Regions from separate parts of the Homo sapiens genome. Here regions 1 and 2 are each linked to region 3. A link is a contact called in ENCODE Hi-C or POLR2A ChIA-PET data. All regions are on one chromosome and are shown on one strand. Each heading gives the region's core, a stretch centred on a gene start or an enhancer-like site at or near the end of the contact. The rest is flanking DNA. Distances are from core to core; before and after follow the strand shown. Region 1 holds the start of SMCHD1 (structural maintenance of chromosomes flexible hinge domain containing 1). Region 2 holds the start of MYL12A (myosin light chain 12A). Region 3 holds the start of ZBTB14 (zinc finger and BTB domain containing 14).

Evidence for each region. A loop is a pair of places that touch in the nucleus more often than their neighbours do. ChIA-PET counts read pairs that join two places held with the same protein, here RNA polymerase II (POLR2A). Pooled maps may share reads with other maps.
Region 1: a loop to region 3 is called in a map of OCI-LY7, with 21 times the contacts of the local background. The contact joins the promoter of SMCHD1 here to the promoter of ZBTB14 in region 3. A Hi-C loop is called at or near these places in 6 of 168 maps with a recorded cell type or tissue (CD8-positive, alpha-beta T cell, OCI-LY7, ascending aorta and 3 more), 5 of 37 single-sample maps with no recorded cell type and 26 of 50 pooled maps. POLR2A ChIA-PET finds 5 or more read pairs at or near these places in 2 of 52 experiments (CD8-positive, alpha-beta memory T cell and PC-9).
Region 2: a loop to region 3 is called in a map of CD8-positive, alpha-beta T cell, with 20 times the contacts of the local background. The contact joins the promoter of MYL12A here to the promoter of ZBTB14 in region 3. A Hi-C loop is called at or near these places in 3 of 168 maps with a recorded cell type or tissue (CD4-positive, alpha-beta T cell, CD8-positive, alpha-beta T cell and sigmoid colon), 5 of 37 single-sample maps with no recorded cell type and 22 of 50 pooled maps. POLR2A ChIA-PET finds 5 or more read pairs at or near these places in 2 of 52 experiments (CD4-positive, alpha-beta T cell and naive thymus-derived CD4-positive, alpha-beta T cell).

Annotation. Positions count from the first base shown.
Region 1 is chr18:2,652,674-2,657,114 of GRCh38, forward strand. SMCHD1 (structural maintenance of chromosomes flexible hinge domain containing 1) reads left to right here and starts at 3,053. Exons shown (of 48, transcript NM_015295.3): 1 at 3,053-3,588. The coding sequence starts at 3,403. It also overlaps the pseudogene CBX3P2. RefSeq lists an enhancer at 1,232-1,861 and silencers at 2,896-3,345, 3,576-3,755.
Region 2 is chr18:3,246,551-3,250,632 of GRCh38, forward strand. It overlaps MYL12A (myosin light chain 12A), which reads left to right and starts at 1,251. Exons shown (of 4, transcript NM_006471.4): 1 at 1,251-1,359. It also overlaps a transcript of MYOM1 not described here. RefSeq lists enhancers at 958-1,187, 2,320-2,389 and a silencer at 1,478-1,557.
Region 3 is chr18:5,293,411-5,297,324 of GRCh38, forward strand. ZBTB14 (zinc finger and BTB domain containing 14) reads right to left here and starts at 2,316. Exons shown (of 4, transcript NM_001243702.2): 1 at 2,242-2,316; 2 at 562-591. RefSeq lists enhancers at 899-1,586, 1,587-2,273, 2,962-3,647, 3,365-3,524 and silencers at 1,715-2,654, 2,735-3,154.

The DNA of each region.
Region 1 (4,441 bases), core at 1,803-4,302, 2.6 Mb before region 3:
TTTTACACACACACACACTATATGGCAGTATACTGCAGTGCAACAATTTTTGAGTTTCATTTTCTGGACAGGAATGCCAAGTTAGTCTCTCTTCATAAAAATAATTTGCAATTTGAGGACACTTCGTGTTTGCCCCTTTGCGTTTGCCTCTTTGCCAGCACCAAGTCAGCCTCGTCTGAGTCTTTGCATTCCATTAGAAACATTAATTCTTCACTGCAGTCTGTGGCACCAATTCTTTGCTTAGGATCAAGAGTTCTGGCAAAGTCTCCTGGTTTTTCAGCAGCATCCCTTTCATTTGCTGTCATCAGATTCACTCTCGGATAAAGATTTTCTTTTTGTACTATCTTTTCCTTTACCAGTTTTTTTGAGGATTAAGAAATAGTTCAATGAACTCAGGAAAATCTAAGTTTTCTTCAGGTTCTCAATTATTGTCAGCAAGTGTAAATCCTTTCCGCTTCAGGGAATATTCCACCTTCCCATTCACCACACCTTGGTGTAGTACTTTTTCCACCACAAAATCCTCAGGCTCTGCTTCATCAGCTTTTATACCCTTTCCACTAAGTCTTTTGTCCCATTTTTTTGCAATGTACAGTGGCCCTCAGTATCCTCGGGTTCCGCATTCCTGGATTCTATCAACCGAGGATAGAACATATTTTAAAATCACAATAAAACAAAAAAATACAAATGAAAAACAATACAGTATAACAACCATTTACATAGCATTTATATTGCATTAGGTATTATAAGTAATCTAGGATGTATGTAGGTTATATGCAAATACTTCGCTCTTTTATATGAGGGACTTGAGCAGCCTTGGATTTTCCTATCCATGGGGGTCCCGGTCCAGAAACCAATTTCCCAAGGATACCAAAGGACGACTGTAGTTTTACTGGAGGCCATTTTTAATTGCAGACATGAAGAGCTATTGTTCACCATCTCGTTCACCATCTCTGAGCTGCACCTGGTCTGGGTCTGTGGCATCTCAAATCCTGCCTGACTCAAACTTGAGCTACATGCAAGGAAGAAGGGAATGGGGAACTTCTTCAGGGGCCACTAAGTTTTGGGGAAGTTCGTTATGTAGCAATAAATAACTGATACAAGGCCACTTAAATATTTTACTCTGTAGTAAGATAGCTAATTAACAAAAACTAAGAGTCAATTGAAGAGAACTCATTAAGGAAGTGGGTCATTTCAAACGCTTTTATTTACTTGTGATGACAATTAAATAAAGAACAAACTCGTCATCTTTCTTTGATGAAAAAATTGTTTGATATTCTGAGAACAAAAGTGATGCCATACTGCCATTAAGAAACTGATTCAGACTCGATCTCTCAACAAGGTAAGACATCAATGTTCCCATCAAGAGCTGCCCATAATACTGCAGTACACTTCTCTGGCACCATTAAAAAAAAAATCTCTTAGAGATGATCCTGAAATCTCTTCTAAAGACATGAAAGAGGTGTGCTTGTATAATCTGGTATTACAAAGAAATGAGAAATTGCCCTGATGACGAATCTCCAGCTCTAATCTCAATTTGCTGAAGTAGAGAGGCAATTCATCTTACCCATTAACTAAGAATTAGAAAAACAATTTGTGTTTTTCTTTGAGTCATTTAACTCAAATACCACTATATAAAGGAATAGAATGAGACATTCGCATGAATTTGAAAGGTAAATAAAACATCAGACTTCAAAGAAATTCCATTAGAATCGGGGGTTACTTTTTTGTTTTCTTTTCCTCCACCTCCACCTTAAGGAACATGAACGGCATTTGGCCACAGTTTATGTCTTTCCAATTTTATCTTCCACCATCTACCGCTCAGTTCTCCTCACTTCCAGCCAAACAATGTATGTTCCCCAAACACGCCTTCACAATTTCGTTCTAGTTGGTGTCTACCTCTAGTATATGTGTAGTCAATTTATACACACATTCCCCACGATCTTGAAACGTCTTGACATCCACAAGCAAATCTAGGTTTCTAACATAACACTAACTTTGTAAGTCTGTCCATATAAGGTTTTAGCAAACCTAGTAAAACAGAAAACGCACTATTATCCAGGCTTATATTCTGAGATTTGAAAAACCCCTCTATCTGCTACCTTTGGGTTTCTGAATTTACATACCACTCTCAAGTATACAGTATTCACGATTTCTAAGAACTGGAGAGTAAACCTAGTCCTCTAACAATGGCATTTTATTTGTTGAGTTAGGGCACTACCTGCCCACGATGAGGATAGTTAATGAAACGCTGCCCGGTAACGACGATTAAAGGCTTTGATTGAAAACGTATTAGGCCTTAAGAATTTTGCGAACATCTAATTTAACCCTAGTAACTGTGGCGTGGGTTCTTTCAGAATTTACACGCACGTGGGAGACCGCGAAGCGCAGGCAGCGTTAAAACTAGGGCGCTGGAGTCACCCCCGTACCCCGAATGCCGTCGGCGCTCCAGGGCCCCCAGAGGGTGCGGGGGGCGGGGACGCTGTGACGTCACAGAGCGCCCTTCTGACGTTCTCACGGACCCGCTTTGCCTCGGGGGCCCACGCTGGAGCCCACCCAGTACTACTAAGAAATGAGGAGGAAAAAGGGGCGCCGGCTCTCGTAGCGCCTATTTTCTCGGCAGAGGGACCCACGTGCTCGCTTTGGTGGACTCTGCGCCCGGCGAGTACCGCCGGCCTGAAGCTTCCCGCCGCCGCGTCCACGCGACCCAGCCAGAGAGGGCTCAGTCAGCCGGCGCGGCACCTACAAGCTCAGTCGGGATCCTGGAGAGGCGGGAAGGCAGCGGGGCCCTTTCCACAGAGAGAACACAGCTCTTCGGGAGATTCCCCCGCTGCCCCCGAGCCCTGCTCTCCCGCCTCGGCCTCTGAGGACTACCCGCAGGGCGCAGGCAGCCGCGAAAGACTCAGCCTCCTTCCAACTTCGCGAGGGCCGAGGGGGCGGGCCCCGGGCGCGCGCGCGGCGAAGCCCCGCCCCTGCCCGCGCGGCCTGCTGGATTCGCCCCGCCCCTCGCTGTCGCCCGCCGCCCGCCACCCGCCACCGCTCTTCCTCCTGCGCCACAGTCCCGGCGGCGGCGCTGGTCGCGGGTCGCACCGTGAGGCTCGCGTGGGCGGCGATAGGCGCTGGGCCCGGGCCCGGTGAGGAGCGCGCCGCGCGTCCCCTTCTCCTCAGGAGTGGCGGGCCGCGGAAGTGACGTGGTGCACGGGCAGGAGCGCGTTTGAATCGGTTCCCGGGTGATCCTCGCGCCTGCCGCTGCTCGGCCGCCGCCGCTGACGAGGAGCTGCAGCGCGCCGGGCCGAGGCCTCGAGCCGCCCCGGGAGCTGGAGCTGAAGGCGCCGCGCGGAGCGCGCACCTCAGCCCTGAGCCCGGCGGCGGCAGGCGTCGCTGTCTTTTCTCCTTTTCCCCAATATGGCAGCGGCGGACGGCGGCGGGCCTGGTGGGGCCTCTGTGGGGACTGAGGAGGATGGCGGAGGCGTCGGCCACAGGACGGTGTACTTGTTTGATCGGCGCGAAAAGGAGTCCGAGCTCGGGGACCGGCCTCTGCAGGTCGGGGAGCGCTCGGACTACGCGGGATTTCGCGCGTGTGTGTGTCAGGTACGCGAAGGGGCGAGGAAGGGATGCGCGTGTAGACTTGGGGGCGGGAGGGTGATGAGAAACTCAACTTGCTCACTGAGGGCAATAAACCTGTCACCCGGTCCCGGTCCTGCGGCCTTGGCTTCCCTCTCCCGTGTGCCCGCCATGTCCGTGACCTGGTGGCCGGACGCCTCGGGCGGGCCCTGGCCCGGGCCTCGAAGTGCAGGGCCGGCTCCCCCGTGGCCCTCCCTCTGCCTCCGCTCCTTTTACGGGAGGCCTTGCCGGCCCGGGTGGAGAGCTCAGCGTTTGTTGGCCCTGGGCGAGCTTAGCCCGGTTGCGGCCCTGCAGTCTAGGGAAAGCCGTTGGTGGTGTCTGTTTTTACTTTGTAACTTTTTTAAAACGAGAGAAGGGAGTTAACGCCCAGGGGCTCTGTTGTGAGTGTTGCGACGGTGGGAAGTTGTGAAATGCCCGGAGTCATCTCCCCCAAGTTCATTAGATGATGCGGGGTGTCCCCGGGTTGCCCTGTCGAGGTTGCAGGTCCTTCTGGGGCGGGGCGGCGGGGGGGATCCTTCCGCACGGAGACACTTGTCCAGGTCAGCTCTGCAGGTAGAGCTGGCCTTCTGCCTGTCTGAGCCCTAACCCTTGGGAATTTCCAAACCAAGTCAAAGGTTGGTATGGGTGGCTGTGGAGCACCAGAAAACGTACCTACCCCGTGTATTGGTTCGCTTTGAAAATGAACGTGGAGGGAAATCCGCTTTAAACTGTGATGTACTTTATAGATATGAGGTGGTGGCATTGCCTGAGCTTTGAAGAAGGAATATTGTCATGCTCTGAATTAACCATATGAGGTCCCTTTTTAAGCTGTTAAGAACAC
Region 2 (4,082 bases), core at 1-2,500, 2.0 Mb before region 3:
GTTAACTTTGGAATACGTTAGTGGTTAATACACGGAACGTTCCCGAGATCCCTCAAGAAAGAAGCTACGAATACTTAGAAGATACTATTCCGCGGCGTTTACAGCAACACTGTCCGTTCCAGAAGGATTCAAGTGGCGGCCTGCTTTGAAGGCGAAGACCACAGGGCAACCCAAACTTCAGAAGGGTTCTGGCCACGGGAGCCACACTGGTCACTGTCCCCTAGTGCTGGGATGACGGCTCGAGTGTTAGAGGATCCCACTCTCTCCTCTGGTAGGTGAGGTCAGAGAGCTGAGGGGGCCAGAACAAGTCTTCCTTATCGGATTCTGGGCGGAAAAAGATAAAGTCGGGGAGGACTTTCTCTTTTTAATAAGATTCATCGTTACGAATTGTTCTAGGCAAGCAGACCTCAGGAGAAATAGGCCCAAGTTTTGATTCCTGTTTTCACCAAGTCGCAAGTCCTAATCGTAGCAAGAGGTGCGGGGAAGAGTCGCCTTCCTTCCTGCATAGTGGGATCCAAGTCAGGCTGTCCTTGTTAGCCAGGGTCAAAGGGGCTCTGCCAGGGAAAAACGACGGCAAATGTTTTTCAAGAGGAAGTCTCCAGCCACTTGTGACCTGGGAAATCCGTCTGGGCCAAAAAGATAGTGGAGGCTTGGCTGAGGGCCCCAGGGACACACGTTTCCTCCCGTATGGAGGGGGCGGGACTCTTAATAAAATTACACTGCACACAGAGCTAGCATCAAGATCCGCTCCCGGGATACGCGCACTGCTCCGGGGCCCTCAGGCGGAGACCCAGACCCCGCGCGGGGCGTCAAGCGCAGGCGCACTACCGCCCACAAGCTGGAGCCCGGCTTCGGGGCGGGGCGAGGGTCAGTCACGTGGGCCCGCAGCCCTCTCCTCGATTTCCCTACAAGGACTTGGGCCGACGGGCCCCGCCCTTCGCCGTGCCCTGGAATGTGCGGCCAGGCAAAGCCACAGGACGGACGCAACCATCTGCGGAAAGGATAGGGGGGAGGAAGACTTAACACTGCAACAACAGGTACAAAAAAGAAGGAAACTCAGTAACAGGACCCAGAGGACCATTATATATTGCTCTATATTCTAGGTCGCCCACTTTACACTTCCTTCTCATGCACTTGGTCAATACCACGCCCGCTGACCACACTGGCGACTTCCCTCTCTGTCGCCCCTCCGTGAAGTCAGACCCACTCTGCGGGCCAAGAAAGGTGACCGGGCTTCCTTCCGGCTTGCTAAGCAGAGGCCGGAAGCGGTGGTTTTTAGCGGCTCTCTGGGTAGCAGGGTGGTGTGATAGCGGCAGCGAGGGGCTCGGAGAGGTGCTCGGATTCTCGTAGCTGTGCCGGGTGAGTGGCGCTCGCGTTCGGGCGCGTGAGACCCATCCCGGGGACCCGTCTCCGCGGGGGCAGCTGGAGGGCGGCGGGGCTCCTGGCGCCGGTAGCGCACCTGGGCAGGTGTGCCAGCCAGGTCCCCGGTTCTGGGATCCGAGGCCATGGCTTGGAGTGGCCCAGACCCGAACTTCGCTCCTGTGCCCAAACTTGGAACTCTGGAAATGTGGCTTCGCTCACTGGCGCCTTGAGCTTGGGCGACTGCCGGGCCCGCGAAACCCGACCCCTGCAGAGCTGACTCCGGGACTATTTTAGTTTCTAACGTCAACTTGCCCGATTCAAGAGGGTTTGCGCAAAAACGTAGCCCGTTGTCCCCCTGCTGCAGCTGTTGTTGCAGCTGTGTGGCTGCGTTTAGTAGGAATAACCAACTCAAATTGGGAAGTTCTTCAGCTCAGTATCCGCTCCTGTAATTAGAACTTTTTTTCTTTAAGCGATGAAATTTTGGACAGAGAGATCTGGAGTTTAGTTTGTGACTCGAAGAAAAACTCCAAAATGTAATACCTTGTCCCATTTGGGGGGAAAGTTTGGGCTAATTCAATTCGCCATGGAAGTGTCTTCTTTTTAAAGTAGTTTAGTAGGTATATGAATGTATCTGTCAGTTCTTGAGAGACCTATGGATTTAGCAGAGATTTTAACTTAAGTGCAAAAAGTTTCATATTTAAAGGCGAATAAAGCGAATATTTCTTAAAATTATTGGTATTTGTTTCATGTTCTGGAAGGGCTCTAATAAACGGTAATCAGAAAAGCACTCTATTTTCAAAAGCGAGGCTTTACTGGCAAGTCAGCCCTCACAGCTAATTGTCTTTGTCCAGTGGTGAGAACTTTTGGGTGTGGCAGTCCAAGAGAACGAATCCTACCTTCAACCGGAAGTTTGCATAAGAAATGAAACTTGGTTTACTTGGAACGGAAGCACCAACTTGAAATACACTTTTTAAAAATTGTGGTTAGCACCAGAAAATAAGTTATACTTAGGCTTTTTTTTTTTAAGTGCATTGATTAAATGAGGCGGTATATTTGGTCAGGGTTTAGAAAGCCCACCAAATACTAGGTGCTATCACAGTACGCAGTGTTTTGTAAGATGGTGGTTTTTTCTTGCAGAATGTGTGATATTTCTCAGAATATTATCAATTTGAGTGTTCGTTTTGTAGAAGAAGTTTCTAGGTTATTTTACATTTATTGCCACTTTGTAAATAAATGCTGGACTCTAGGATTCTAACCACAGAACTCTAATGTATATATTGGTATGGATTAATCCCATTTTATAAATGAACATAGTTTCTAGAGATTCTGAAAACTTCTTGTGTCCTTTGGTGTGTGGGGAAAGCCACTTTGAGAATCTCTTCTATTTCTCCCACCTATTAATCTAGTCTAACATTTTCCTTAATCATGTTGTGTATCTCTCGTTACAGCCCACAATGATTCTGAGCTAAAACACAAAATAAAAACCAGATTCATTGCCACCAGCGCTCACCTCGCCTGACTTAAAAAAAAGGTTATGCTCCTTTAGATCTGTAAACTCAGTCTCCTAACTGCCCTTCATCCACTTTCTCATGCATCTGAAATCCTCATATTTTGTAGAAGCCTGTTCTGTAAGTCTCTCTACTTTCCAGTTTCGTACAACAGACACTCCTTGACACCAAGGATCTTTCACTTAATCCCTCAAAAATAAAGACTCGAGCTGGGTGCGGTGGCTCACGCCTGTAATTCCAGCACTTTGGGAGGCCGAGGCAGGTGGATCACGAAGTCAGGAGTTCAAGACCAGCCTGCACAAGGTGGTGAAACCCCGTCTCTACTAAAAATACAAAAATTAGCTGGGCATGGTGGTGGGTGCCTGTAATCCCAGCTACTCCAGAGGCTGAGGCAGAGAATTGCTTGAACCCTGGAGGTGGAGGTTGAGATCGCGCCACTGCACTCCACCCTGGGCGACAGAGCAAGACTCCGTCTCAAAAATAAATAAATAAAAATAAATAAGTAAATAAAGACTCGACTTTATGATTGAGGAGCTTCGTAATTTGGAAACCTCAGGTCCTTACCTGGCGATCTTTGCATCCTAAAGAATAATTACATTGACATGAAATCTTTTCAATTTATTTTACCCTAGCTTGCTTTTTGTAAAAAGCAATTTCAGGGGGGAGGGGGGAGGGATAGCATTAGGAGATATACCTAATGTTAAATGACGAGTTAATGGGTGCAGCACACCAACATGGCACATGTATACATATGTAACCTGCACGTTGTGCACATGTACCCTAAAACTTAAAGTATAATAATAAAGCAATTTCAACTTTTTTAGATTAAGGGGTATACCCTAGTTTTCTAAACTTCGATGAGAGTTGTGCATTTGCTGAAGGCTTATTACATGAAGAGTGACAGTCTAAATTGTTTGAAGGAAAGTAAAATGAACAACAAACTAGAATCAGCAAAGAGGACCCTGACAATATCAGAAATGATCTGCTCCTTGAGATCATAGCACTGTTCCTGATTTGACTCCCTCCACCATTATTTATTCTCCCCACACTTTTAGTTTGGTAGGGAAAAAACCCCACAGTTTCTGTATTTTGGAACAGTGACTGTGCAGCCAAACTCCCTATCGCTGAAAGGTTTCTGGTGGAAAATAACTCATAGATCAGAATCCAGCCTCCTTGAAAAAGTAAAGGCCTAGGTAGTAACTTCCTCAACAT
Region 3 (3,914 bases), core at 1,066-3,565:
AACTTTCTTGTTCCCTCTTTTGTGCATTTTCAGGTTGGGGAGAGTGGCAGGTAGGTAGCTGGTACATCAAGTGCAGTTCTGAACAGATATGGACTAGAACAGATAAGGGCTGTAGCACTCGGGCATAAAGGGGCTGTGCCCTAGGAACTGGAAGGAGGGGTTGGAGAACCATTAAGGGATTTCTCCTCACACACTAAGCTCATGTCCATATTTGTACAGAGATTGATGGCTACACAGATATAGAAAAAAACAAGTGCACCGTGCCCCCTACACCTATCCCATTTCCCGCTGGGTATGTTAGCCCTCTACATTTTTCTCTCGGCTCATACAAACCTATAGAAGTATATACCTTACAAATAAAGCTATAGAAGTACATAAACCCAACAGGTAACATGGGAGGAGAGGGAACAATGATTGCTTTTTCTTTCTGCACCTGTGTGATGTATTAATAGCATACACGTTTGTTTTTAAGATTGTATTTGATAAATCCAGGTGTTTTTACCTCTATCCCTACAATAAGGGTGAAAGAATTTCAGCTTTTTTGTGAGTTTTAACTCTTACCGGAAGAACTCCATCCTGCAGACCCATATCCTGAAAAACAAAAAGTTTCCTCTACTGAACAGTGACCACACAGATAAGTTGTTTGGTGTGGTAGGAGCAAAGGACTGGGCTGTAACAGTCTTACACAAAAACCATGGAACAAGACTCCAACCTGGAGACCAACACCTTGAAACCCATAATAAGCTCCTTCTAAAGAAAAGTGAACACACCGAGCTACCCAGCGTAGAAGCGGGATGTCTCATCTGAAGTTTGAGGTTAGGCAACATTTCCAAAAGATGATTCTGACTTGATCATTCTACGTGTTTCTGCCTCTCTATTCCCTAGAAGCACCCAGGCCTGTAATCATCCAGAGGCTAGGCAGCCCAGCAAAAACCTTACACTGTGACACTTACTACTGTTGTCACTAACTCGTCCTAGGGCTTGTGGGATAAAAGTGCATGGGACCAGAGAGAGGAGTGGCCTTAGACTAGCTATGACAACATATCAATGTGTTGTTGTTGTTTTGGCTAGTGTGTACTTGGCCACTCGCCCCTCTCCCCTCTCTCTCTCAAGATGTATGAGACCTGGAAGAGAGACCATGTGTGTCCAAAGCCGCCTCCTCCCCGCCCCGCCCCCCTTGCCATTGAGATGTCCAATTGCTCAGTTCAGGTGAGTCAAAACTGGAAGACAGCTGTTGCCAGCATCTGTGTAGGCAGGTGTAGGAAAAGACGTAGCCCCAACACCACCTTCATAATAAGGCTGCCCCTTCCTAATTGCTCTCCAAACTGCGGGCGCGCTAAGCCGCGTTACAGTGCAGGGAGCCGGGCTTCCCGCAAAGCCAAAAACTTACATAAGCAGCTGCAGCCGCCTCCCCTGCCCCGGGCAGCCCGACAATGGCGGCTGCACGACTTCCTTGTTGCAAGCTTGCAACTTCGGAGTCGGGAGGAAGCAGGGAGCCAAGCGCAGACCCAAGAAGCCCTCAAGGCGTATCGAGTCCTCCCTCTCAATTTCTTTGGGCCTGGGAGGTGGGGAGTGGAGGAGGCCGTTTGCACTCCTTCCCAGACAAAAGCTCCCAGCCTGGGAGCCAGGTGGTGAAAGGGCCACTTTCCCTTTCATAATCAGACGTCGAGCGCAGGCTTGGGACCGCGGCTCGGAGCGCGCAGGGAGGGACTGCGGCCCGCGGCGGCCCCGGCGGCGCGACGAGCGGGAGCGGGCGTGCGGCCGGCTCCGCAGCCCCGCGCCGCGCCGCGCCCCGCTCCGCCCGCGAGCCCGGAGCTCGCGCCCCGCGCACTCCCCGGCCAGCTCGCGCCGGGCCCTCCCCCGCCCTCCCGCGGCCGGGGGCGGGGGCGGCGCGCGGCCGGCTAACCCAAGCTCCGCGGGCGCACCCGGGAGTGCGTGCGCTGGGTCCCGGCCCCCTCCTCCGCCGGCGGCTGTAGGCGGCGCGGCGGGGCCCGCGGCTCGGAGGGGCGGCGCCCGGCGGGCCGCGCTCCGCGCTGGGTTCGGGCCGTCCCCACCCCCACCGCGGTGCACTGCGGCGGTGCGAGCGGGGGCGGCCATGAACTCGGCCGCCGAGGCTCTGCGAGCGCGCGCGCGGGGCCGCCGCCGCCTGGCCGCTCCCCGAGCCCGCTCGCCGGCCCGCGCGGCCCCCGGGGCGCCCCGGCCCCACGCCCAACCCTGGCCCACGCCCGTCCCCGCTCGCACCGCGCCGCGCCGCTGGCGGCCGCCGCACATCCTGGAGCTGGCTGGTGCCCCAGAGCTCGGCGAGAACGCGCGTCTTCCGGGCCGCCCCGCCAGCCGCCGGCCGCCCCCGCGCCCGCCTTGCGGACGGCCCCAGCCCCTTCCGCACCCTGGCCCGCGCTTACCTGCAGCCTGGCACAGGCACAGACACTGCCGTGGGTTCCCCGCGCTCGCTAGCAAACGCAGGCCGGGACCGGAGGGGCTCGGGGCGCGGGGGCACGGTGGGTGGCAGTGTGTTTTGGATTTTTTTTTGGAGTTTGGGGAGGGGGCGGGGTGGGGGAAATCGTGCACGTCCCTGATGGTAGCAGCCCTCCTCCTGCACGAGCACAGAATGTCTAGCCGGCCGTGAACACCCCCACCGCCCCCCCCTTCCCGTGCATGCGCGGTGCGGGCTGGGGGGAAGGCGCGCCGCCGGCTTGCGCAGGCACGGAACCCGACCGGGTCTCTAAGTGGGCGAGCAAAGAAAGGGTTAATCCGGGCCCTTGCCGACGCTTTCGTTGGAGACTACGGGGCCGCCCCCGGAGGGCCCTGGCCTGCGCACGCGCGCGCACGCGCGCGGCTTGGGGCGCGCGGAGCCCGCGCGCGGGAGAAGGAGTGGGCGGGGCAAGGGCGGGGCTTCGGGAGCCAGGGAACTTAAGCACGAGCGCTGCTCGCGGACACCCGCCCCGCCTCAAGCTCCCTCCCGCCCTGGTTCGTGGGCTTCCGCCCGCGCCCGGCGCCGGCGCAGCGCCGGGGACGCGGGAGCCAGCGCTCCCGTGCGTGTGCATGTGCGTGGGCCAGAGCCTCCCCCGGGCGCGCGCAGGCCGGGCGCTGAGGCTGCGGGGCTCTGCCGCGTCTCGGAGCGGGCGCCCCGGCCACTTTCGCCCTCCGCGCACACCGGCCGACACCGGGAGGCGCGCCCACGGGTCTGCGGTCTTGCCTCTTGCCGCCGGCACATTGAGTTTGTGGGGGAGTGGACGGTGCACAATAAACACTTGCAGAACAAATGGAAAAAGCGACGTCTTCGATTTGTAGTGTAAAGCGCAACCCCAGTTGCCCAGCAGAAAGGGATCACCCATAGGGCTTCGGAGCTAGTAGGTCCGCGCCCGGACACTCCAAGGAAAAGTCCAGGGGCTGGAGGCGGCGACCCGTCTGTGGCAGTCCAGACCCTGGACTCGATTCGGAGAGCTCTGATAACTTGGCTCTGTCCTTAACATCCCTGCTCAGCGCCAGTAATGGCTCCGTTGCTGTTGAACCACGTCGCCTTCCCTCTGACGCGGCGGCTGTGCCTGTGTCTGGCGTCGGGAGCTGGGAAGTCCCTCCCGCTCCCGCGTTTTCTGCTCACCGAGATGCAGGAGGCCGGACAGCAATGCCGCGCCGCCTTAGAGTCGCTCATGTTGCTTTACCTCACACGCGAAGTTTCCCCGAAACGCGTAATTTAATATCTAAAGATTAGAGCAGAAGCTTCCTCTTGGGCTTATTGAAGATGACATAAGATAGTGCTTGCAACAGGCACCTAAGTAAACATTTGGGAAATAATATGATGATTGGATGTGTTAATTTTCTAAAGGAAGTTCTATATGGCCTCAGTTGATTTTGTAATGTTAATTGACTTTGGTTTAACGTTCCCCAAGGCGACTTTATACGCATCTTTTTTG